7 separate regions of the Homo sapiens genome follow, and all the other regions are linked to region 7. Evidence: chromatin contacts called from ENCODE Hi-C or POLR2A ChIA-PET data. All regions are on one chromosome and are shown on one strand. The core of a region is the stretch at or near the end of the contact, and the rest is flanking DNA. Distances in the headings are between cores, read along the strand shown. Region 1 has its middle 70 kb from the start of LINC02205. Region 2 overlaps PCAT29 (prostate cancer associated transcript 29). Region 3 has its middle 190 kb from the start of LINC02205. Region 4 has its middle 18 kb from the start of LINC02205. Region 5 has its middle 6.8 kb from the start of LINC02896. Region 6 has its middle 15 kb from the start of DRAIC. Region 7 overlaps LOC101929129 (a long non-coding RNA gene).

The links. Hi-C counts contacts between places; a loop is a spot of excess contacts on that map. ChIA-PET counts read pairs that join two places held with the same protein, here RNA polymerase II (POLR2A). Pooled maps may share reads with other maps.
Region 1: a loop to region 7 is called in a map with no recorded cell type, with 17 times the contacts of the local background. The contact joins two enhancer-like sites. A Hi-C loop is called at or near these places in 3 of 37 single-sample maps with no recorded cell type and 4 of 50 pooled maps.
Region 2: a map with no recorded cell type shows a loop between it and region 7 (11-fold over the local background). The contact joins two enhancer-like sites. A Hi-C loop is called at or near these places in 1 of 168 maps with a recorded cell type or tissue (heart right ventricle), 21 of 37 single-sample maps with no recorded cell type and 6 of 50 pooled maps. POLR2A ChIA-PET finds 5 or more read pairs at or near these places in 2 of 52 experiments (OCI-LY7 and activated B cell).
Region 3: a loop to region 7 is called in a map with no recorded cell type, with 11 times the contacts of the local background. The contact joins two enhancer-like sites. A Hi-C loop is called at or near these places in 10 of 37 single-sample maps with no recorded cell type and 4 of 50 pooled maps. POLR2A ChIA-PET finds 5 or more read pairs at or near these places in 1 of 52 experiments (activated naive CD4-positive, alpha-beta T cell).
Region 4: a loop to region 7 is called in a map of GM12878, with 8 times the contacts of the local background. The contact joins two enhancer-like sites. A Hi-C loop is called at or near these places in 1 of 168 maps with a recorded cell type or tissue (GM12878), 27 of 37 single-sample maps with no recorded cell type and 9 of 50 pooled maps.
Region 5: a loop to region 7 is called in a map of Calu3, with 4 times the contacts of the local background. The contact joins two enhancer-like sites. A Hi-C loop is called at or near these places in 2 of 168 maps with a recorded cell type or tissue (Calu3 and IMR-90) and 7 of 50 pooled maps.
Region 6: a loop to region 7 is called in a map of GM12878, with 2.6 times the contacts of the local background. The contact joins two enhancer-like sites. A Hi-C loop is called at or near these places in 1 of 168 maps with a recorded cell type or tissue (GM12878), 4 of 37 single-sample maps with no recorded cell type and 10 of 50 pooled maps.

The regions. Positions count from the first base shown.
Region 1 is chr15:70,434,235-70,437,611 of GRCh38, forward strand. No RefSeq gene overlaps it. Among named protein-coding and RNA genes, the nearest start is that of LINC02205, 70 kb to the right of the region's middle. RefSeq lists a silencer at 1,225-1,428 and an enhancer at 2,239-2,288. Within about 2 kb of position 1,302, at least 4 of the 41 ENCODE cell types and tissues checked have a DNase peak (open chromatin) inside an H3K27ac peak, as active enhancers do.
Region 2 is chr15:69,666,654-69,669,888 of GRCh38, forward strand. The region is part of intron 1 of PCAT29 (prostate cancer associated transcript 29); the gene reads left to right. Among named protein-coding and RNA genes, the nearest start is that of PCAT29, 76 kb to the left of the region's middle. RefSeq lists enhancers at 1-253, 2,332-2,411. Within about 2 kb of position 1,663, at least 9 of the 41 ENCODE cell types and tissues checked have a DNase peak (open chromatin) inside an H3K27ac peak, as active enhancers do.
Region 3 is chr15:70,318,357-70,321,602 of GRCh38, forward strand. No RefSeq gene overlaps it. Among named protein-coding and RNA genes, the nearest start is that of LINC02205, 190 kb to the right of the region's middle. Within about 2 kb of position 1,260, at least 10 of the 41 ENCODE cell types and tissues checked have a DNase peak (open chromatin) inside an H3K27ac peak, as active enhancers do.
Region 4 is chr15:70,486,221-70,489,359 of GRCh38, forward strand. No RefSeq gene overlaps it. Among named protein-coding and RNA genes, the nearest start is that of LINC02205, 18 kb to the right of the region's middle. RefSeq lists an enhancer at 517-576. Within about 2 kb of position 1,396, at least 8 of the 41 ENCODE cell types and tissues checked have a DNase peak (open chromatin) inside an H3K27ac peak, as active enhancers do.
Region 5 is chr15:69,468,117-69,471,083 of GRCh38, forward strand. No RefSeq gene overlaps it. Among named protein-coding and RNA genes, the nearest start is that of LINC02896, 6.8 kb to the left of the region's middle. RefSeq lists an enhancer at 227-426. Within about 2 kb of position 1,460, at least 14 of the 41 ENCODE cell types and tissues checked have a DNase peak (open chromatin) inside an H3K27ac peak, as active enhancers do.
Region 6 is chr15:69,574,755-69,577,773 of GRCh38, forward strand. No RefSeq gene overlaps it. Among named protein-coding and RNA genes, the nearest start is that of DRAIC, 15 kb to the left of the region's middle. Within about 2 kb of position 1,437, at least 2 of the 41 ENCODE cell types and tissues checked have a DNase peak (open chromatin) inside an H3K27ac peak, as active enhancers do.
Region 7 is chr15:69,977,919-69,981,065 of GRCh38, forward strand. The region is part of intron 2 of LOC101929129 (a long non-coding RNA gene); the gene reads right to left. Among named protein-coding and RNA genes, the nearest start is that of MIR629, 100 kb to the right of the region's middle. RefSeq lists enhancers at 1,447-1,506, 2,337-2,396. Within about 2 kb of position 1,538, at least 3 of the 41 ENCODE cell types and tissues checked have a DNase peak (open chromatin) inside an H3K27ac peak, as active enhancers do.

The DNA.
Region 1 (3,377 bases), core at 52-2,551, 460 kb after region 7:
GCAAAGAGGCAGCTTTAGTCAACCCGTGGAAGGGACTTGCAGACCCGGACGATCCTTAGAAGGCTGATCAGGAAGCGACATTGACCAGGGGTGCCTGGCATTCTTCCCTGCCCTGGGATCAGCGTGGCCTCAGGAGTGCACCCAACAATGCCATCAGGCTGCCAGGACCCTCTACTGCCAGCTGGGTGACCTTAGGAAAGTCAGCTGGCCTCTCTGAGCCTGCTTCCCTGGGTGGACAATGGGGAAAACCCCTCCTTCTTGGGGTTGTTTGAAGATCAAATGGAATTCTTGAGCACAATCTCTTCCATTGTAATGGCTTCCTGGCTTGCTCCTACTTCCTCCCTGCTCCATTAAAGCTTAATCTGATAAATCAATTAAGGATAAAATACTATTGGCTGACCTCTGGTTAGTTGCCAGAGTTCAAGGACAACAATTTATTCCTCTGTGCATCTTCCTACCCCCAACCACCCCCCCGCTCCACCCGCGCGCGCGCGCGCGCACACACACACACACACACACACACACACACACACACACAGTGAATTGTCTAATGGCCTCTTCTTCCAGATAGGAGACACTCTTTGTGCCTCCATAAATGTAGCCTGGCACCAGTAAGTCCTGTATAAGTACTTAGTAGATAAAGGAATGAAAGCCTGGCCAGAGGGAAAATCCAAACCTCCTGCTAGGAGGAAAGCCAAAGGTCAAAGTTGGGTAAATAGGGGAAAGGAACCAGCCCCAGTAGCCAAGGTAGGTGAAACAGAAAGAAAAATCAGTAGAGAAGAGACAGGTTGGGAAGAGGAGTACAAGGTAGGTCAGGAGAGTTGTCCAGGTCATGCAATGAACAAGGTCTTCTGGGCTTTGAAAGACACATGACTGTAGCTCTGTGGCTTAAGGCTGGACTTCATGGTTTCTAGGACCAGACTGCTCTGGAGACCATGGAAATTGCACTGCCCAGCTGCGTGCTGGGGAGTCCTGGTGAAAAGACTGTTTCATTCCACTGAGAAGCCAAGGAAGCAAAGACGCGAAAGGGAGAAATAGGGAGGTTTCTGAGCAAGAGTGGCAAGAGGAAAGTGCTATTTCAGGGAACAAATGATTAGTGATGTTACACAGAACAGGTCAGAGGAGGAAAGAATGCAATTGGGGAAACTAGTGAGGATGCGGCCCAGGGAAGACTCAATGAAGACTGAGGCCAGGGTGACGAGGGTGGGAAAGGACACAAAAGAAGTAAACAAGAAAGGAAATCAAGACACAGACTCCCTCTCTGTGCTCCTCAGCCTGCTTCTCACCTTCCCTGCACCTGTCTCAGCCAAAGCCAGCCCTCAGGGCCCTCCCAGCCCCATGCCCCCGGGGCCAGGCCCAGTTACATCAGGTAAATAAAAAGGAAGTATGTGGTTTCTTCTTTCATTTCTCTCTCCTGACTTCCTCTGACTGCCAAAATTTGTCTGTCCCATCTGCAAAAATGTGACATTTTATATTCAAAGCAGTGCATGTCTAGTTATTTACTAGATGTGCAGCTAAGACATAATTACATTTAAAGTATTTTCCCCCAGGAATAGTCTTCCTTTAAGCAACAGTGCTCATTGTTTGAAGATCCTACATTTGGCGAAAAGAGTTCATAATTGCCTTGTAAACAGGTCTTGCAGACAGACACAGCAACAGCTACTTCTAAAACCTCCTGGAAGATTCTGGGGCTGAGAAAGTTGTGTATCTGTGTGTCTGCACATGTGTGGGTCCATGTGTCTGTGCATGTCCATTTGTGTGGGTGTGTTCTAGGTATGTGTGTGTGTGAGAGAGAGAGAGCACGTGTTTATGGAACACACGTCTGTGTCTTGTGTGTTGTGGAGGGGCAGAGCATGAAGAAGGAAACTAGTGTCTATTGAGAGCCTACCATGTTGCAAGTGCTTTGGGCATGGCCTTATTTAATCTTCAAATATTCTTGTCTCAGTTTAACAGCTGAAGAAACTGAAACTTAGAGAAGTAAAAGAACTTGCCCCAAATTAATCTGCCCATAAGTTTCAGAGATAGAACTCTGCTTCTCATAGTCTGTCTAGTTTGTGCTAAAAAGACTGAAGAAATAAAAGTACCATGTTGTGTTTTCACTCAGTGGCATACTTCATATTTTCTCAGATTCATTCATATATAATCATGTATATATCATTTTCTGAGTCCCTCCTGTCCTAGGCATTGTGGTAGAAACCTTACATATGCAATCTAATGCAATGCTTACCACCTCTCTGGAAGCGGGTTTATTATTGCCATTTCAGAGATTTAAAAAAATGAGGCATCAAGGGATTAGGTAACTCCCCCTCACAGAGCTGTAATGCAAAGGCAGCTTTGTTCAACTCCAAAGCCCACGCTCTTGCCCTTACATCCCACAGACTGGCTTCATTATTACTCAGTTTTGAGTCTTGAGAATTTAGAGTCTAGGTAGGCAGGAAAAGCATACATGTGACAACCAGAGTTATCACATGGTGGTCTGTATGTGAAGGCCAGCAGCTACCTTACATCACCAAAACTCAGATTATCTCCATCTTCCTGCTCTGCTACCCTCAGTCTGTCGGCTGCCTCAGACTAGTTTTCCTCATGGTTACAAGACAGTTGCCAGAGTTCCAAGCATTGCAAACAGCCTTGACTATACCCAGTGAAAGAAGGTAGACTAGTTAATTCTTATTTCTCTGTCTTTTTTCCTCTTTTTAAATCTTCATTTATTTTATTTTATTTCTACTATATCCTTCTAACTTTTTGTCTGTGTGTATACATAGAGGAAGTTTGGGAAGATGTTTACCTGTTGAAAAGGCATCTTTGTGTACTTTGATGCATGGTTTGATTTGTTTTTGTAATGAACATACAGAATTTTTTAGAAAAAATAGTATCTTTTAAAAAATGATGTCAGTATTCAAAAGAAATGAAACTAATCTCACAGTGTCATTCACCTGCTTAAGGTGCATCATTGGCTTCCCCACCACAGACCGGATGAAGGACAAACTCTATGGCAGTTTATAAGCCCTTCTGTCATGTGGCCTCTGTGTTCCTGCCGGAGGACTTTGGTCCTCAAACATGCAGATGTTTCTGTGCTTCCCGCCTTGGTTCCGGCGCTCTCTCCTGCTGGAGAACCTCCCTCCACTGCTCCGTCAGTGGAAACCCTGTGCCTTCCTCAAGGACCAAACCAAAAATACCTTGCTCCTTGCAGCTTCTCCAGGAAGCTCAGTCAGGAGATATTGCTCCCCTATCTAGAGGCCAGATTTTTGTGCATTTTGCATTGTGGTGAGTTTGGGTCAGTGGCATGCTGGAGCCGGTGGCTTTTTTCCACTCTTGAGACCTGAGCCTGTGCATCTCTTCCCAAGATGTCATATTGGTGTCTTGGAATCGGCCATGGA
Region 2 (3,235 bases), core at 413-2,912, 310 kb before region 7:
CACACACACACACACACACACACGTGCACACACAGGCACAAATGACTAAATGCTTTTAAGGAGCTGTAGGAGAGTATGGGCAGGGATGCAAGGCCAGAAGTGAGGAGGGTTAGACGTGGCAGGGAGGGCTGGGTAAATCCAGGAGGGCATTTTGGAGGAGGTCAATAAGTCCTGGAGATGATTGGAAACCGCGTGGAAGCATATAGCCAGGAACTCTCTAACCGCGCCTCGGTAGACTGGTTGCACTGAATCACCAGGTTGGGTGGGGTTTAGGGGTATGCTTTAAAATTAGACTCCCAGGCCTCATCTCTAACATATAGAATCAGAATCTCTGGGGATGCAGTCCAAGAATCTGTTTTGTTTTGCTTTGATATGCAACTAGTCGTGGGAGCCACAAACTCTTCCCACTTCCCCATTTTACGTGCTGGGGAAGTATGTAAAGGAAGTAGAGAGAGGCCTAGGGACTTGCTCAGGGTCTCACAACAACCAATTCCAAAGCCAGGGCTGGCACCCAGGCCCCTTGGTTCCCAGCTCGGTGCTCATCCGACTGCTCATTCACCCTCGGGCTTCTCAGTGGGCAGGGTGGAAACACAGCTTCCTTAGATGATGGTCTCAGCCTCCTCCTCCCCCCGCCCCAGCCACCCTGCAGCCGGTTCTCAAGATGGCAAGTGGGGGGTGGATGAAGGTGGTGGCAAAGCGAGAAAGCGCCTGGAATAACACGACATTTTGAAATGTGAATCACTGGCACTTTCTGTTTTCTCCTGTTCCCCCTCTGCACCCTCCCATTCCCGCCCCCCCCCCCCCCCCGCCGACCAGGCACTCTCTGAGCTGTAGGAACGCTAGGCCTGGACATCCACCCAGCGTGTGGAACCAGCTGGGGAAGCCACCTGCGTGCAAGAGTGGGTGGAGTCTGAGATGAGAGCAGAGACTGGGGCTCTGGGCCTACTGCTGTCCCTTCTTGCTGTGTGACTTTGGGCAAGGCACTGTACCTCTCTGGACCTCAGCACTGGGATGCTCACCATAAGGCTTGTCAATACCCTTGGGCTGCCACATGGTGGGGGTGGGGGCCCTGCAGGACCTAGTCTATCCTGAATCCCTCTTCTGCCCTCCTGTCCTGACATTCCATCGCTCGTGTTCCGGTCTTTTGAACCCTGAGTAACAGGAGCCCAGGACGGTGCTGGTGGGAGGGTGCTGGGAAAGGGGGAAGCTGGGGAGGGGGCAGTTAGGGCTGCCAAGTGGAACAGGGGCCACTCAGCCGCTGAATGAGTGTCTGGACTCCCACCCCCAGACACTTCCTCCACATTCCCTCAACTCAGGAGCTAATGATTCAAAAACAGAGGTCAGCTCCTGGCTCCATGTTGACATGCAGGTACAGGGCAGAGCAAGCCAATGGTACCCTGGACCTCAGGGGGCTTGTGCCCTCTGTGGTGTGAAAGGTCACTGGGCATTTCTTAAGTGCCTCCAGCGCCAGGGCTTCTCCTCAGGCACCAAGGAGTGAGTTGGCTCTGTGTGTGTTTGTGTCCCCATCCCCAGATCAGGCCTGACTCACCCCGTGTCCCCACAGTCCAACACAGTGCTGGGTGCACAGCAGGGGCCCCAGGGACATCCCTGCATGGAATTTGTGCTGCCTGGCCAGGACCTCGTCAGCCTCAGCAGGCAGGAGCCTTGGTCCCAAGAGGATTGCCTTTGGGCAAGGCTTTTTTTCAGGCCCTCAGTGACCACATTTCTAAAATTGTGGTAGTGGCCAGTTTCATAGGCTGAGGAGCTCTTTCTGCTCTCCCTCGCCACAGGGTCCCTCTGCCTCAGCAGGAGAGCAGGCCAGAGTGCAGAGTCTGAGTGTGAGGCAGATGTGCATACGCAGGAACTCAGACAGGGCTGGCACATGGCAGCTGCTCAGTTATCGTCTATGAGGGGAAGAAAGGAGGAGGAGGGAAGAGGCAGAAAGAGGGTGAGGCTGGTGTGTGCAGCCCCATCAGCTGGCTCTGTGCTCATCTGATCCCTCTTGATCCCCCAGCTGGCTCCTGCCCACCCTCCTCTACTTCCTCCTGTGGCCTTTTCCCCTCCTCCTGAGAAGAAGGTGATATTGGAGGAAATGGTGGGGAGGGCACTGGAGAAAGCTCCCTAGGAAGTGGAGCTCTGTTCTAGAGACTAGGGAAATTAGGCCGTAAGTCTCCAGACCTCCCCTTCTGAGGAGCCCTCCATATAGCAGGAGGTGCTCAAAGCTGAGTGTCCCAATCCTGAACTTGGCAAACAACCTAACCCTAACACCCCACTGACGGTGTCCCAGGTGTAGACCCCTGTCTGGCTAGGAGGGACAGTGTTTAGTTTGCCACTGAGTGAGGGTGGTGGTGTGGGGTGGGGCTGTAAGAGAGAAATGCACCCCAGGAAGTGGGAAGCCAAGAGTGGGGAGAGTTCCATGCCCAGGAGCCCAGGGCCCACTTGTGGCTGCTCACGCTCACCATGTTTTGTCACCTGCCACTGGCTCCTAACCACTGATCAAAAATAGTCCTCTGCTTGCCCTTACATGTGACCGGCCTGTGGTCAGAGCACCCTACCCAGGCTGGGGTTGGGCTGCACGAGCATCCTGGCCAGCCCTGCCCCAAATGAGACAGGAAGTGCTCTGAAGTGCCTCTGTAGCTGATGGGGGCCGGGGTGGGGGGACCCTGCCAGCAGCTATCTGGGAGAGTTTGGCTTATGTTTCATAGTGTTTTCAAGGTCAGTTTCTTCCTCCTTGTTACCTGTGCCTCTTGTTTCTCTTAAAGGCCATCTGGAAAGAGGATATGGCCCAGAAGCATTTCTGTTCTCTCTCTGGACCTGAACATGGTTCCCCAAGGGTGTATTGTCTTGGCTGGCATGGTGGGTGGAGAGGGTATGGGGACAGGGTGGGCCCTAGCTTAGAATCCAAGCCACAGGGGCTTTAAACCCAAGAGAAAAAAACGTGGAGAGCTACAACCAGGCATTTTACCAATGAGGAAGCAACTTCTAGGGAGGTGAAGTGACTCACCTAGTGACTTCAAAATAAAAAATTCCCATTTCACAGATGAGGAGACAAAATCATAGAGACAAAACGTGACCTGCCTAGGGTAACACCATAGTGGCAGAACTCTGACTGGACCCAAATCTCTGGGTTCCTCGCTTCCTTCCATCCTGCTGGACAGCTCTGTGTGTGTGATCTGTTGGTAAATTAGTTATGCTTATCTCCATTTACAAATGAGGAAACTGAATCTCAGAACAA
Region 3 (3,246 bases), core at 10-2,509, 340 kb after region 7:
TTCCTTTTCACATTTCCCTATCATCTTGTCCTCAGCCTTTTCATAACGACTTGTAGTCATGCCCAGGAACCAGCTGGTTGCACTGTGCTGTGATATAACATGCCCGTGGTGCCCTGGGCAGTGCAGAGATCCAGACAGCTATAGGTGGCTACCAGCAGATCCACCACAGCTCTGGCCTTCCAGTTCAGACACTGAAGTCCCCTGTAAAAATGGAAACGTGAGTGGGAAGCACATAAAGTCATCATGGTCCATGCCTTCCTGAACCAACGAGAGAGAATTGATTTCTTGGATTGATAACAGGTATTTGGCTAGGCCCCAAAGTAGGGGTGGCCTCAGTTTGGGAAGCAACAAGAGGGAGGAGAATAGGACTGGGCCTTGGGGCTGCATGTGGTACAGACAGGAAGGGATTCAGACCTTCGCGGTGAGTTCAGTAGTTTAGAAGAGGCCACAGTTAGGGTGGCTGAGGGGTGAACTCTTGTTGTCATCAGTGAAAACACTCTGAGATCCAGGGACAACATACGAGCGTCTGTAGTGGGTATGTTCAGAAAAGGCTTAAAAACTGATTGAGGATCAAGAGCCCCTGCTTCCCACAAGATAAAATCCCCACTGCTCAGCCTGGCATACAAGATCCCTCTTGATCTATCTAGTGGCCTATATCTCTATCTTTATTTTTATCTGTAAAATAGCTTTTTTAAGCCCGTGATCTGAAGATATGGAAAGCATATGCATTAAATTTGCAGATGACTCAAAGCTGGAGGGGATGAGAGAATTAAGGTTCAAGATGATCTCGACAGTCAAGAATGCTGGGTCAAAAGCAACCAGATGAAATGTAGCATCAATAAATCTAATGTCTTGAATGTAGTTTCCAAAAATCAGTTGCACAAGAACAGGATGAGAGCAACCTGGCTGGACTGCAATTCACATAAAAAAAGATCAGGAGGTTTTAGTCTGCCTCAAGTTCAACGTGAGCCAGCTGAGTGATGTGGCGGGCTGGGGAGGGAAAAGAAACTTACAAAACACTCAAGCGAAAGCTTATGTTGCATTAACCCTTGGTGATGAGGGGAGAGAAAGAGATGATACTCTTTGTCATGGAGTGCGATACCCAGAAGGGATACTAACTTTAAGAACTGATCCTTACTGAGAACTCAACATGCACCAGGAAGTACATCAGTTCATAAAATCTTCACAACATCTCTACGAGGTTACAGGCCAGGAGAGCAGGGTGCAGAGGGTGGATTTGCTTGCTTGTCCTAGCTCACACAGCTAGTGGGTGGTGGATCCGTGCTCTTGACCACCCCACTCTGTTGCCTTTCTGTTAGACAACACCTTGTCTACTTTCTCTTCCCCATTTCACAGATGAGGAGACAGGACCGGAACTGTGAGGACAATCTGTCTATAGTTAGGCAGTGAGCTGACTGCAGACTCAGGCTCTCCTGGGACCCTCTTCAGTCCTCCTTCCCTCTGCCATGCTGGTTGGTTGCCATCCTGTTAGAGGGTTGAATACTTACGCTTAAAGATCTAAAGACTTCATTAAATTTCATGTGGCACTTACTCCACAATGTATCCCACCTTACCCTGCCTTATCACACATAGTATAATGCAGAAGATTTAGTTATTCCTCTGTCCTGCGGAGTCCCACTCAAGGACGACAATTACCATGGCTCATTGAACTCCAGTGAGATATTCACAGTACAGAGGACATTGAGACCCTCACGGTACGACCCTCTACTATGTGTCTCCGTTTATGTTTCTAGGTGTTTTTAAAAATGGTTTTCCAGTTAAACTGCTCATGGCCACCTCTCAGTCTTTGACTTCTTTCTAATTTGTCATAATTAACTAGGCTTTCAAATTAAACAGAACATTAATTGTGTATCTGCTATGTGCCAGGCACATTGCCAGGTCTTCCAAATATATTATCTCAGTTAAAATTATAACAACCTCGTGAGGTGGGTTACTGTTATCCTGATATCACAAAGAGAAAATTGACTGAATAGGGTGACCAACATGTGCTAATTTGCCCAGAATGGAGTGATCTCCTAGGACATGGGATTTGCGGTTTTAAAACCAGGACAGACCAGGGCAATTTGGGATTGGTTAGTCACCTTAGACACTAACTTTCCTGAGGTCACACAGCTAGAAAGTGGCTGAGCCAGGATTTAAAATCAGTTCTCCTGATACTAAATAAAATCTTGGCAGAAATGAATGTAAAGGAAGAGTAAATAATAGACTCCGGGTGACTTTCTGGCCTCTGCTCAGCGTCCTTAAAGACTTGTTTTGCTTACTTCCTTATTTTCAGTTCTATGTCAGAAAACCAGGTTCCTCCATATGTGAAACAAAGAGGAGAGTATCTACTTCCTGGGGCAGTTCTGAGCCCTGAGTGTTTAGAAAGAACTTGGCTAGCATTGCAGGGGTTCAAGAAGACTTCATTCCTTCCCTCTTCTCTGGCTTACATGGCCTGGATAGCTAAGCTGAGTTTTAGAGATGAGGAATTAATGGCACAGGGCTCAGATCTTAGAAAGCAATTCAACTGTAGTGCTGTGATGAATTTGGGGGTATCGTATGTTAAGACAGACATTGACCAACTAGGATGTGTTGGACATGGCAAGGAAAGGTGACCCCAGTGATGAGGGACCAATGAATGAAGGCCCCCAAGAAAAGAACAAAGGAACTGAGGAAGAACAGACAACGGAAGGCAGACAGGGAGGCTGAGTTCTAGCCTTTAACGTGCTGTCGTGGGAAAGAAGATACCCAAGCTGTGAGGCCCTAGAGACCCATCCAAAACCAAGGGCAAAGTTACTGGGAGGCAGTTCTGGCTCAATGTCAGAAAAACTTTCCAACGATAAGATCAACAGAAAGCACTTTCTCAGAGGAAGATGACCTTCCTTCCCATCACAGGGACCAGGAAGGGGAGGCTGGGTGACCACTGCCAAGGGCTCTGTGGAGGGCATTCCTATAGTGAATATGAGGCTGGGCTAGACAAGCTCTCAGCTCCCTTCCAATTCTAGGACCCTCCAGCAGCCATTGGCTCCCTTCCCTACAACTGTAAATATTTGTGCGTTCCCAAGTTATAAAGTAGAGCTCTTGGCTTACAAAGGTCAGGACGACAAGGAACAATTTGCTTAGTGTTTCTTTAGGCTGTGTTGCCAAGACTTCTTGTCAACTGTGTTTGGAGTGGACACAAGCTGCAGGAGGTAGATAGATAGATTTGGTGAAGGGAGGATTATTCAAGAGGAAAGGATGCAAATG
Region 4 (3,139 bases), core at 146-2,645, 510 kb after region 7:
GGCATGGGAGAGAGAGGCGGAAGCAAAGTGTCCGGCAACTTCCCTTTGGGCCTCATCTTCTCCACTGAAAAATGGGTAGATCTGCCTCTGGGAAGGGTCATACAACTCCAAGCAGCTGGAGTCTACCTCCCTGCAGATAGTTCCTACCCAGGGGCAGCTATGAGCCTGGCCTGTGAAGTGGAGAGAGGGAAGAAATTCTTCTTGAGGTTGGACATTCTCAGCCCATGGCCACCATGTGTCAGCTGAAGGGAAGCAAGCCAGGGAGTTCAAATAGAGAAACAGGAAGAAAGCAAACCAACCCATCTCCCTGGTTTCCCCCACGCCGCTGCAATGCACTAGAGGATGAACCAGCTCGTTCTCTTCACTTCTTTTTCTCTTGGTGGTAGCGGTAGGGCCAGAGGGTGAGTAAGCCAGAAGGTTCCCCAGTGTGGTCTCGGTTAAGGTTACTGGATACTTGCTTCAGTCCCATGGGTGATGAGTTCAGTGTCAACTCACACCTACCCCACCCCACCCCTGGAGGCCCTCTCCTGGGTTTTTCTTTCCTCTCCCAAGTTCAAGTCAAAACATGGTCAACCCCCCACACTTCCCTCACCCCTGGCCCGGCCCAACCAGCCCCTAACCAGAGCACAGGGCGCAGTCCATAACCACATCTTGCAACATGATTCACTGCGTCTGTGGAGGGACTGATGCAATTGTGGGTGAGGAGTCATTTCTACTGATGGGGAAACCACAGCAACCTGGCCAGGGGTGGGAGGGCAATCCATGGGGACCTACCCTGAGACAGGCCGCGATCAAGAACCCTCAGCGTCCCCAGAGCAACCCAGCCACACCATGACTGAGGCCAGAGAGCAGAGGCCCAGGACATGCTGTCCTCCTGCGGAGAGGCAGTAGGCTGGGGGCCGGGAGGAAGGCAGGGGTCTTGGCAAGAGAGGGACTGTTCAAAGACAGCAACTCTTCCAGGAACCCCCAGAGTGATCCATCTTTCTCTGTGAGCAACATGGACGTGTGAGGTTCTTGGAGGAGGCCAGGAAACCACAAGCAGGAAAATCGCTTTCTCTGGGTGCTGGGTCCGTGCCTGGACCAAAGATTGAAGCCACATTGCTGCTCACTGCACTACATGGGAAGCACACACACATGCCTGGAGAGCATGTACTCCCACCGCCAGAGCAGGTGCCCAGGAGACACACAGAACTGAATCTGAAATTGCAGGGGCCCAGCAGCCTACATGCTGTGGCCTGGATCAGCTGGGCACACCTGCCTTGGGTGCCTGATCTACTGTTCATTTCCAATGCCCAGCTCAGCCACCTGCCCAGTGGACCCTGCGCTTATCCCTCTGGCTATGTGAGCTCAAGCCAGCAATTTCCCCTCTCTGGACTGCCCTCTCTCTCTTCCGAACCCTAGTGCTCACTTCTGCAACTTAGCAAGGGATTATATGATGCCCCGTGACAACACTTGCTCTTTCCCTGTGTTTCTATCTTATTTCTCCATTTTCATCATAAGCTATTCTAGACAGGGCTGGGCTAGCCTCGAGAAGTTATCCCTGCCCCACCTCTACTCACTGATCTTGACGCATCTCTGCAGAGGAGGTATTTTTACCCTATTCCACTGAAGAAGAAACTTAGGCCCAGGAGGTAATAGAGCCAACAAGGACACTAGTAAGGGGCAGACTTGGAGCTAAGACTCAAATGCGCTTCAAAACCCCTGCCCAGCATTCTCTCCAAACCCCAGCCACCTAACCCAATTCCTTCATGGAGTCTCCTGGTGAAGGGCCAAAGAGATGAGGATCTCTCCAGAAGGTACCAAGCAAGATGTAAATATGAGAGAGAATAACGTCTGACCTCCCAGATCTGCAGGTCACAGACCTACAGCTCCAAGATCCACATTTTTTAAAATGTGCCACCCCCCATCCTCACCGTCCCTTTGGCTCACAGTCTGGAGGCTCCCTGGAGCACCATAAAAGACAGAACTTAGCCATCCGTGTGCAAGCCTGACCCCTGGTGACCAGAACCTTGAACTGCATGGCCAACCAGGCAGGCCCAAGAAATTAAGAGATCTGGCACTCACTCACTTGCCCAGCAAACTTCTGACCAGCACGGAGCTTATGGATTAGGCCACATCTACCTACCCTTCAGCCCAGGTGACTCTGGAACCACAGGCAATGGAGCCTTATTAACCTAACCCCTCACATGGCTAGCACATATGTCCATGATGAGCATAACTCATGCATCATGAATCCCACAGCCACCTGGGAGGCAGATGAAGTCCTAGCCCCCATCTAGAGAGAAACAAACTGAGGCCAGAGCAGTGAAAGCAATGCTCTGAGACGTCACAGAATCAGTGACAGATGCTACGCTCAAACCTACAATTTTCTGACTTAAAATACCATCCCTTCCAATTTTCCTAACATCCCCACCCTCTGGTCACTAAGGGGCAAGAAAGAGATGAGGGAACATGGTTCCCAGGACACCCCACTTAAAACAAGCGGATTTTTCCAAAAAAAATAAATTTACTTAAAATAGATATACTTATTTAAAATAAAATACATGGAAGATAGCTTTCCCCCTTCTCTCAATCAATAGCCCAGAAGCACAAGATCCTTGACCTGAGAGATTTCAGGTCCAGAGGGGATGGACTAGACTAGGGCTGCCAGGTTAGCAAACGACCATACAGGATGCTCAGCCACATGTGAATTGCAGGTGAGTAACACCTACACCACTTGGGATATACTTATACTTAAGTGTGGTTTACCTTGAAGTTCAAGTTTAACTAGGATCCTCTATTTTATCAGCCAACCCTAGACCAGATGCCACTGGGGAATGGGAGAGAGGGGCAGCCAGGCCAGAGGGGTGCAGGAAGAGCCTGAAGCCCTGCCGCGCGGGGAGAGAGGTGGGAGATGAAGCAAGAGACCTACATGGGAAGGTGGGAGTCACGGAGGCCTTGAGTGGGATGAGTGTTTTCTTGAGGATTATTCTGACAAACATGTGAGGAATAAGCTGAGGGGGGAAGTGGGGACGTGGGGGGTTCAGCTGGTTAGGGAGGGATGCCAGGGTGCCTATGGGATGGCGGTTTGTGCATGGTTGCCTGGCGGAGGTTGGGGGAAGGAGTGGATTCTGGATCCATCCCGAAGGTGGAGCTGGCA
Region 5 (2,967 bases), core at 210-2,709, 510 kb before region 7:
AATAACAATAATATAGGCACCATAAGAGATTCTAATGATCTCCTTTTACTTTTTAGGTTCAGTATCTGAACACTTTTGCTAAAGGTCTCTGGAAAGCTCCCTGTGTTAATTCTCGATGAGACTACGTCTGTGCCGGCCGCTTCCTGAGCCTCCTTCCATGTGCATAGGCCTGCTGCATGCTGGAGACCTGCGGCACAGCTGCCAAGTGCCCCGTGTGGTTCTGTGATCTTGGGACAGTCACTTCCTCTCTGTGGTTGTCAGTCTTCTCATCCCTAAGGTAAGGGGACGCTGTCTCCACGCTCATCTCCTCAGCTAGACTGGGGCCTCAGGCCTGAGCCCAGGGCCTAAGAGCCCTAAAAAATGTTTGCTGAATAAATGAATGAATAAGCCACATTAGCCACTCTCTCCGGTCTTGCTCCGACATCTTGTGCCTGAATCCTCCCCCAGTGCAGGCTCTGCTTTGAGTCGTACGTAGTCTGATGAGATCTGCTAATGGGGTCACTGCAGACAACCACAGAGCCCCAGCGTCTGACTCATACGCTGCGGCTGCCAAGTGGTTTCACCTGCCTCTGCCTCTCTCATTACCTCCTCTCATTCAAGCTGATGCTTGTAAAGGAAACAGCTTTCAGGTGAGGGGCCTGTGTATTTGGTTTGTCTTTGTTGCCTGGAAACTGTTGACATCCTGAGACATTCTGTTGCCTTCACTGGGTAATGAAAAATTGATTACTTTTCTCTCTGTCAACAAACTATAGCCCGTTCCCCTTGGCTGGGAATGGGTGAGAAGTGTGTGCGTCTTGCTCCGTGGCTGTTTGCTTGCTTTCAACAAGTTGGGTTTGCTTGACTTAGAGGTGGGGGTGGGGCCCAGAGCAGAGGGACAGGATAAGTGGCTGTGGGGGAGGCTCTTGGGGAGAGGACTCTCCTCACTTCCCTTGAGCGCTCCCTCAGTTCCAGCAAATGCCTTCACCCAGCTGACCCGTGGCATCTCTCCCCTCTGCAGTGTTCTCTCTGCTCAGCCTGCCCAGAAGCCTCCTTGAGTCTCTCCAGCCCTGGGGACAGCCTGAGATACACAGCTAATACCATTTCCTCTGTGTTCTGCTCTGTGTGGTGTCTCCTCTGGACTGTGCACTGGGCTGGCATCCCCTACCTGAGGGGATGGGCAATAGATATACCCAGAGGAGCTCAGCATGCTAGATTTAGAAGGGACCTCAGAGAGCATCCAGCCCTCTTGGTTTTACATTTGTGGAAGAGAAAGCTCATAGGGCAGGTGACGTGGCTGTGGCCACATAGCTAAGTGGTAACAGAGTATGCCTTCTTGACTCCCAGTCCAGTAGGATGAAGGTCGTCAGTTTGGTACTCACTGTCCTTGGTGGAATATGAAAGTCATGGGATGGCCCTCACCCCAGGAACATATCAAACACTCAGCAAAAGGGGTCAGAGACTGGGCAAGAGTGGACAGAGGCCTGGGGTCTTTCCGTGGGGAGCATGGTGACTTGGCCACTCAGCAGGGATGGAGGTGGCGGAGCTCACGTGAGAGAAGCTTTCAAAAGGTGGTGTTGAGAGAACAGTGAAGAATGGGCTTTGCGAGGGTGGCCTGATGTGTAGGCTTGGCTAAGTCCTCTCCTTTCCTGACTCCATGTTTGGTGCCTGCATGCCTTGCTCCCCAGAGCGGGGACAGCGTGTGGGCCCCACAGCCATGGGAGAGCAGAACTGCCCAGGGTAGGAGGTCACAGCCTCAGGCTGCCTGGTCCCACTCCAGCAGCCTTCTTGGCCCCAGGTAAGATCTGTAGATGACCCCGTAGGCTCAGCCTTGCCCCCAGCCTTGGGGGAGCCCATGCTTGCAACAGGATAGATAAGGGCTCTCTGAGATTCCCTGAGCTATCACTCCTGGCTGGCCCTACTTTAGACCTGCCTTGCTCCAGGAAAGGATCTTACACTTTGTTCCAGGGCCCCAGGCCTGCCTAGACATCTCTGAGTCAGCTTCAGGGGATCATAACTTTAAGCCTCTTGTTCTTCACTGATTGCTGTACTCAGGCATTTCTTGAGTTCCTTAGTCCCTGGGTTTCGGGCTGGCTTAGGAGCAGCCAGTTGGAGGGCTCTGGAAGTGTTTTGCTTGCTTTGCATCAATGGTGGACTGGGGCTGGGGCTGGGGCTGGGGCTGGGGCTGGGAAGGGTGCTTTATCACTGATGTCATTAAGAATTGCCAGCGCATGGTCAGGATGAGAAGCAGACTAGCTTCTTTTTTTCTTCTTGAGACAGTCTTGCTCTGTCACCCAGGCTGGAGTGTAGTGGCGCGATCTCAGCTCACTGCAACCTCCGCCTCCCAGATTCAAGCAATTCTCCTGCCTCAGCCTCCCAAGTAGCTGGGATTACAGGTGCCCGCCACCACGCCCGGGTAATTTTTGTATTTTTAGTAGAGATGGGGGTTTCACCATGTTGACCAGGCCGGTCTCGAACTCTTGACCTCAGGTGATCCACCCACCTCGGCCTTCCAAAGTGCTGGGATTATAGGCGTAAGCCACTGTGCCCGGCCCAGACTGGCTTCTACTCAGTTTTATCACTATTGTTACTTTCTCTACAGACTCATTGCCTGACCCTGGGGGATGGACCCTTCTGCCCCTCACCCCCACCCCAGGTATACCACCGGCAGGTATAGAGGTTTTTACATACTTATTTCTTTTTAAAATAAACCTTATTTTTTAGAACAGTTTTAGGTTTACAGCAAAATTGAGCAGAAGGTACAGAGATTTCCCATATATCACCTACCCCTACAACATGCACAGCCTCCCCCACCATCAAAAACCTGCAGGGAGTTGTCCATTTGTCACAGTCCATTAACCTGCATTGATACATCATCATCTCCCAAAGTCCATAGTTTACATGAGAGTTTGCTCTTGGTGCTGTGTATTCTGTGGATTTGGAAAATGTAGAATGACGTGCATCCATCATTGAGGCATCACACAGAGCAGT
Region 6 (3,019 bases), core at 187-2,686, 400 kb before region 7:
ATGAGCAGTCTGAGGTTGGGGAAGGCCAAACCTCACTTCCTCCTCCCAAATCATGTGTCTTCAGAGTACATTCAAGGGCAACTCCACGCTCTGTGTTTCAGAGAAAACAATCCTTCATGGCTGTGCCCACGCTCTCCTCCCACACCACCAGATGTGCAGGCAGCGTGGGGTCTCTCCAGCATCCCCTGTTCAGACGGCCCGTTCGGAAACTGGACATAACTGTGACTTGTGTGCCTGGCTCTGAATAATCAGTTAGGCCAGTGAAATGGGAGTCTCTCTGTGTGTCTGGAATTTGAACTGAGACCCTAAGTTGGGACCACTCAGAAGTCTGGGAGACTCAAGAGTGAGGTGGCCATTACAGAGCCACACACAGCACAAGGTATTAAGTCAGGAGAAACTGAGGCAGCCAGACAGACGGGGAAGGGAGCAGGGCACAGAAAAAACCAATGAGGAGAGATACCCAGGGGAGAGGCCAGAGCTGCCTGATCAAGGACGATGCCCACCTCCAGGACAGGGACTCTTAAAGTCTGCCCAGGGATGGCAGGGCTGCCATGGAGCAGTATCCCCTGAGATATGGCTCTCATTTTTCTGCTTTCCTACTGGTGTGTTTTTTTGCCACTCTCTAGCCCTGGCTGTACCACTGAGGACTGAATTTTAACAGGCAGCAGGAAACTGGGATTCTTAGGTTGCAGGTCACTGGATCAAGAGGCACCACATCTACGTGTGAAGCAGGGATTACTGCCCCTCACTGCTGATATGGGATGCCAACATACCGCCCTGAGACCCTGCACCTGAGGACGATGCTGCCCCTGGGGCGGATCTAGGGCTGCGTTCCCTGGGGAGGGATGAGGTACTTTGCTTGCAGGAGGGAGAATGAGCCGGAAGCCATCAGTAGTCAGGAATGTGCCCTTTCAGTGTCCCTAGCTCCTGACTTCTGGGCACCTGGTGGGATTGCACTTTCTGCCTCTTTTGCTTGGGTGGGGCTGTGTGATAGATCCCACCAGTGAGCTGTGAGTGGAAGTTTTTCACTGTCTGTGTGAGGCCCTCAGTCTCTTGCTCTCAGTCACTGTAGCCAGCATCATTCCAGATGGTGGTGGCTACTGCCTCAACCTGGATCTTAGAAAATGGACACAGAGCTTGTCCAGCTAAATAAACCTGCCTGATTTGGAGCCATTTCGTGTTGGGGATTGTTTGCTACTACACCACACCCTGGGTGATCTGGCGGGTGCATTGCCTTAGCCAGGGCTTCAGCATCACACATTTCCTGGATCCTTCTGGGAAGTAGATGGAGGGCTGCTAAAAGCTGGGGCAACCCTAGGGGCTGGAGACATTCCCTGGGTCCCCCTGCCAGCCACAGTGCCAACCCTCAGGCTGTGGCACGGGAGTGCTGAACAGCAGAGGGCACCAGAGGCCTGTTTCTGCCTTCCCCATCCTGGTGCCATCATGGGGGTTGGTGGCATCAGTATTGCTGGTATTGTAGGAGGGTAGCATTTGGACCTACAGCAGAGAGAGATCTCGCTCCTCTTCTGTCACTGTGGTTGTGGGCAAGTGTTTGGAAGATGCAGACTCACCCTTCAGTAGGCTTCAGACAATATCTAGGGACCAGGGTCGGGGCACCCACCACAACTTCCTCTGGCCCTTTCTCTCTTGGGCTGGCCCCACCTTCAGTTGTCATCTGTCAGGCCCAGGGGTGGGGAGGAAAGCCAGGAGCCAGGATACAGCAGAACAGGCACAGGCAGCCTGACTCAGCACACAGCAGTGTTTTCAGGCCATCCCCTGTGGCTTTTCCTCTTCCATGCCTCAGATCCCACCACTATACTTTTGCCCATTTAGCACCCTACTTTCAATTCTGAAAATGCAGCTCTTGTTTTTTTGGGGAAAGGGAAAGGATGGAGGTTGGAGAGGGTGGGACTAACAGCAGATGTTTTCAGGATTTGAGAGCTTCGTCAGTACAAAGAGCTTTGTGCTAGGAGCCTGGAAGCCAGGTGATCTGCAGTAGGTCTTTTTCTTCCTTGGGCCTCAGTTTCCTCCTCTGCAAAAGTGGGTTTTGGGACAGCCAAGCTCTGAGCCCCTTCCAGAGTTTGTAACCTAAGATTCAGGTTTTGCTGGTCAGGAAGAGAGAGACAGCCTGGCCCTGGGGTAGGGATAGGAAGGAGGAGGAAGGTGCTACCTGTAAGGTAAAGGAGACAGGTGGGGGAAGCTTGGGTCACTGGGAGTCCTTAGCTGGACCATGACACTTTGCCAGGAGTGGCTGGATTCCCTGCACCTGCTGCTTTACTGTTGGCCTGTGTTTCAGTATTTACATTTCTCTGGATCATATAAGACCAAGGTCAGGTTAAGTCCATTACTCCTAACCCTAGTTGGCCCAAAGTCAAACAGAAGAGGTTGCCTGTGCACCTGCATCTCTGCCCTTCCTGCCTTCTCTAGGTGCTCTTAGCTCTGCATTTCTGCTCCTTCCTGCGGGGGCAGGAGGTTGGGCCTGACTCTGAAGCCCTAGTAGGGCCTGTCTTCCAGAAAGACAAGCACGTAGACACTGCAGGCAGCCACCTTGGGGTGGGGAAGGGAACACCCGCCTGGCATCTGGCTGTTCGCTGGGTGGGGATGCCTCTTTCTGCTGCCTTTGTTACCCTTTTCCCTCACCACTGCCAGCACTCAGGCTCCATAGTTAAAAGGCGGCACCAGGTTCTTCCCAGCAAGAACCTCAGGAGCTCTGGAGGCACCTTCTGGGTGGGGTTTGGTTGGATAAGCAAAGCATCTCCTTCAATCCTTCAGCCTCCATTCTGCTCAGTCCCTGGAAGGTCGGGTGGTAGCATGGGAGGAGGCCACCTCCTAAGCTTCCCCCGCCCTCCCCAGTGCCCCTGTTCCTCTGAGCTCTGGAGGTCACCAGGGCGCTGCGGAGCTCATTGCAAGCTGCCCTGGCTTGTTATCGGTCTTGAGAGACTCGTCTCTCTCTAGCTGCCTGTAAACCTCTGGGACCTGATGGATGGGTTTTGTTGTTTTCCTTCCCCCTGACTTGTTG
Region 7 (3,147 bases), core at 288-2,787:
CATTACATGCACCTAATCCAGGCTCAATCAAGGTGAATGCAAACATGTTGCTCCCCGAGCTGTAGAGAGGAAAGACAACTGGTATTTTGGGAGGGTGATTTTGACAGCATCTTTCAAAATTTTGGATGTGTGTGTTCTTTTATCTGGCAGTTCTACTTCCAGGAATTCATGTTAAAGAAACATATTCACATGTGAGTAAGAATGCATGTAAAAAGATGTTTATTTCAGCATTGTTTATAATAGCAAAAAAAATGGAAATAATATAAAGGCCCAAAGAAATTATGCATATCCATGATACAAAATGCTATTTATCATTGAAAAGGATCTACTGATGCAAAAATGTCCAAGATATATTACTTCAAAATAATAAAGTAGATTTATATATGATGGCACAGGAAGATCACAGGAAAGTATTTTAAGTGAAAAAAATAAATTTTAAGATGATCAATAAACCTACATATGCTTATTTATGTTTATACGTAGAGAAAAAATCATTTGGAAGGAAACACATCAAACTATTCACAATGGCTTCCTCTAGCAGCAATAAGAAGATGATGACTTCATTTTTTGTTTGTTTATATTTACTTTCTACATTTCTATATTGTTGAAAATGTTCACAAGTATGTATTCCATTTGTAATGCAAAGAAAGAGCAGAATTCTAGTGCTGTAAGAAACTTTGAAGATCACCACGGCCCAGAGAGAGAAGCCAATTTCTCGCTGTCATGCGGCCGGCCATTGGCTATCAGGCTGAAACCCTCTTGATGCCCAGTCCAGGCCGGCTTCAGCATCAGGGCAAGCTCTTTGGAAATCACAGAAGCCACAGAAGGCTGAGGAATTGATGATCTAACACAAAGGAAACTGCACCAGTCAGAGAGCAGAGATCAGCATGTGGGCCTGGCTCGGCCACCTACCTGCTGGGCTGGGCTTGAAGCAGGGGAGAGGCCTTTTCCAGCCCTTGTAGTACCCAAAGGAATGCCACCCTGAGGTCTCAGGTCAGGCCTCTGCTTAGCACGTGACCATCATGCTCCCCAGCAAGTCCCCCTCATTCCCCTCTGGCCCTGCCTTTACTATCCTCCCTGAGTGCCATGGACACAGCAGATGCACAATACAGGCAGCCTTGAATTCTACCAGGGAGGCTAGGAATGGCTGGGTGGCCTGTGGTCATGACCTGCCAGCAACTGGGTTGGAAGAGAGGACTTCTGAGCCCTGCAACTGACGCCATAGGGGCATGACTTTGCATTATCTGGAGCCAGTTTTTCCCTCCAGAAAATGGGCATAAGGGTGACCCATTCAAGCCATCATAAATAATGTACCACTTATAAAGCCAACCTCTCTAACTGTCCTGGGCTCATGTGACATTTTATCAAGAGCCCATCATGTCCTCAGTGTGTGTGGGTCCCAGAGGGGCAATCTCACTCCCCTCCCCTTCCAGTCACCCCTTACTGTCTCCTCCTAGAGCTGTGACCACCTGGGAAAACAGGACATGAATGCATGAAGCCACGGTGAGTCAGCAGATGGCGTGTCGTTCTGTCTGAGCATGGCAGGAGGTCAGAGAAGGGAAAGCCCCGAAGATGCCATTATGCAGAGCCCTGGCCTCCACCTCCCAGCAAGAGCTGGACCCAGCCTGCAAGCATGGCCAGCATGATTTCTGACGAAGCTCCCAACAGATGTGGCTTTCCAGATTCAGGTCTTTGCATTAGGGAAGAGGTGGGGAGGTATGTGAAGCAGTAAACAGAGATGCCGAAAGTTCTAAGTGCATAAAGTAAATATAAAGTAAATGTATATTTGGGAGAAAAGGTGAAATAGCTCTCTGAGTTTTCCTCTGATATGAAGCCTTTGCTTGAATCTTTAGACATGGTCTTTGTGTTTCACGTCCCGTGTTCTCAGAAGGACTTGGTGCTGTGTTTCTGTTGACATTCTTGCCCTGCCCCCACGATAGGGAGCTGGACAACCCATGTGACCTTGTTACACCAAGTAGGGTCTGTGGACCAGCAGCATCGGCATCTCCTGGGACCTTGTCAGAAACAGAGAATCTCAGACCCCACCCAGACCTACTGAATTTGAATTTGCATTTTTGCAAGGTCTCCAGGTGTTTCCGGCGCACAGTCATACTTGAGAAGCCGCCTGGCTCCAGGACGCAGGTTTCCCCTGGGGGTGTGCACTCATGCAATGGCAGGCATGTACCCTGACTTTAGGTGGTACAAGAGTGAACATTTACTATTTTCATGGGTTTTAACTTCAATGTCCCTTTATAGCAAATGGTGCATCATGTACAGAAATGGTAAGTTGACATAAATGGTGTATTTTAAAAGTGAGTCAATTCAAAGAAAACATTCCCTGACTAATAGTCTGGGGTGCTGAGAAATGACACCTTCAAAGGTGGGACAAGAATGGCTATTTCCAGAAGTGATGATCCAGTTTAGGCCCCTCAAGGAGGTAGGAATGAAGGGGCTGCTGCAGAGAGATGGGGGCTTGTCCAAGGCCAACAGTGGGAGTGTGGTGACGGAAGCGGACTGGAACTCAGCCCTGTCCAGGTCAGCAGCGCCCCTTCCTCCCTCTGCCCTGGTTGCACAGCTCGGCCTGAGGCTGGCTCTGCAGCCAGGGTGACGTCAGGAACTGGGACATCTGCAGGTGATACCATGCATATGCACAGAGTGCATGGCTGTTACTACAAACAAAGAGAATGTGTAGTCAGTGGAGCCCAAGGCTGAGCCATTTGGAGATGAACTGTCTCCCCTCCACCCAGGAACAACAGGGCACCCAACTCTTCATTCATGAATAAACATTGTAAGCTGCTCTGTGCAGGCTGAGAAGCCTAATGTTTTCTAGGTTTTCTAGATATGTTGGTGAGGTTTTGCAAACAGGAAATCTGAAGTTAGAAAGGAATTGGTCATTTACCTTCCCAGCCATCTCATGGACTTTGCTCAAATCTCTCAGATGGAGTCATTCACACACACACATACACACACACAAGCAACTTCACGATATGTTTAGGTTTTCTCTAAAGTTTTCTCAGCTGTGTTTGTACTCCCTGAGGTTTAGGGCTGTCGGTATCTGTTTTTTCACTTCTTCTACAGCACAGAATTGAGTAGTAAATTCTCTAGTCTCCTGTCCCCTTCCCATTGTCTTTTGCCTAGCTCCTTATC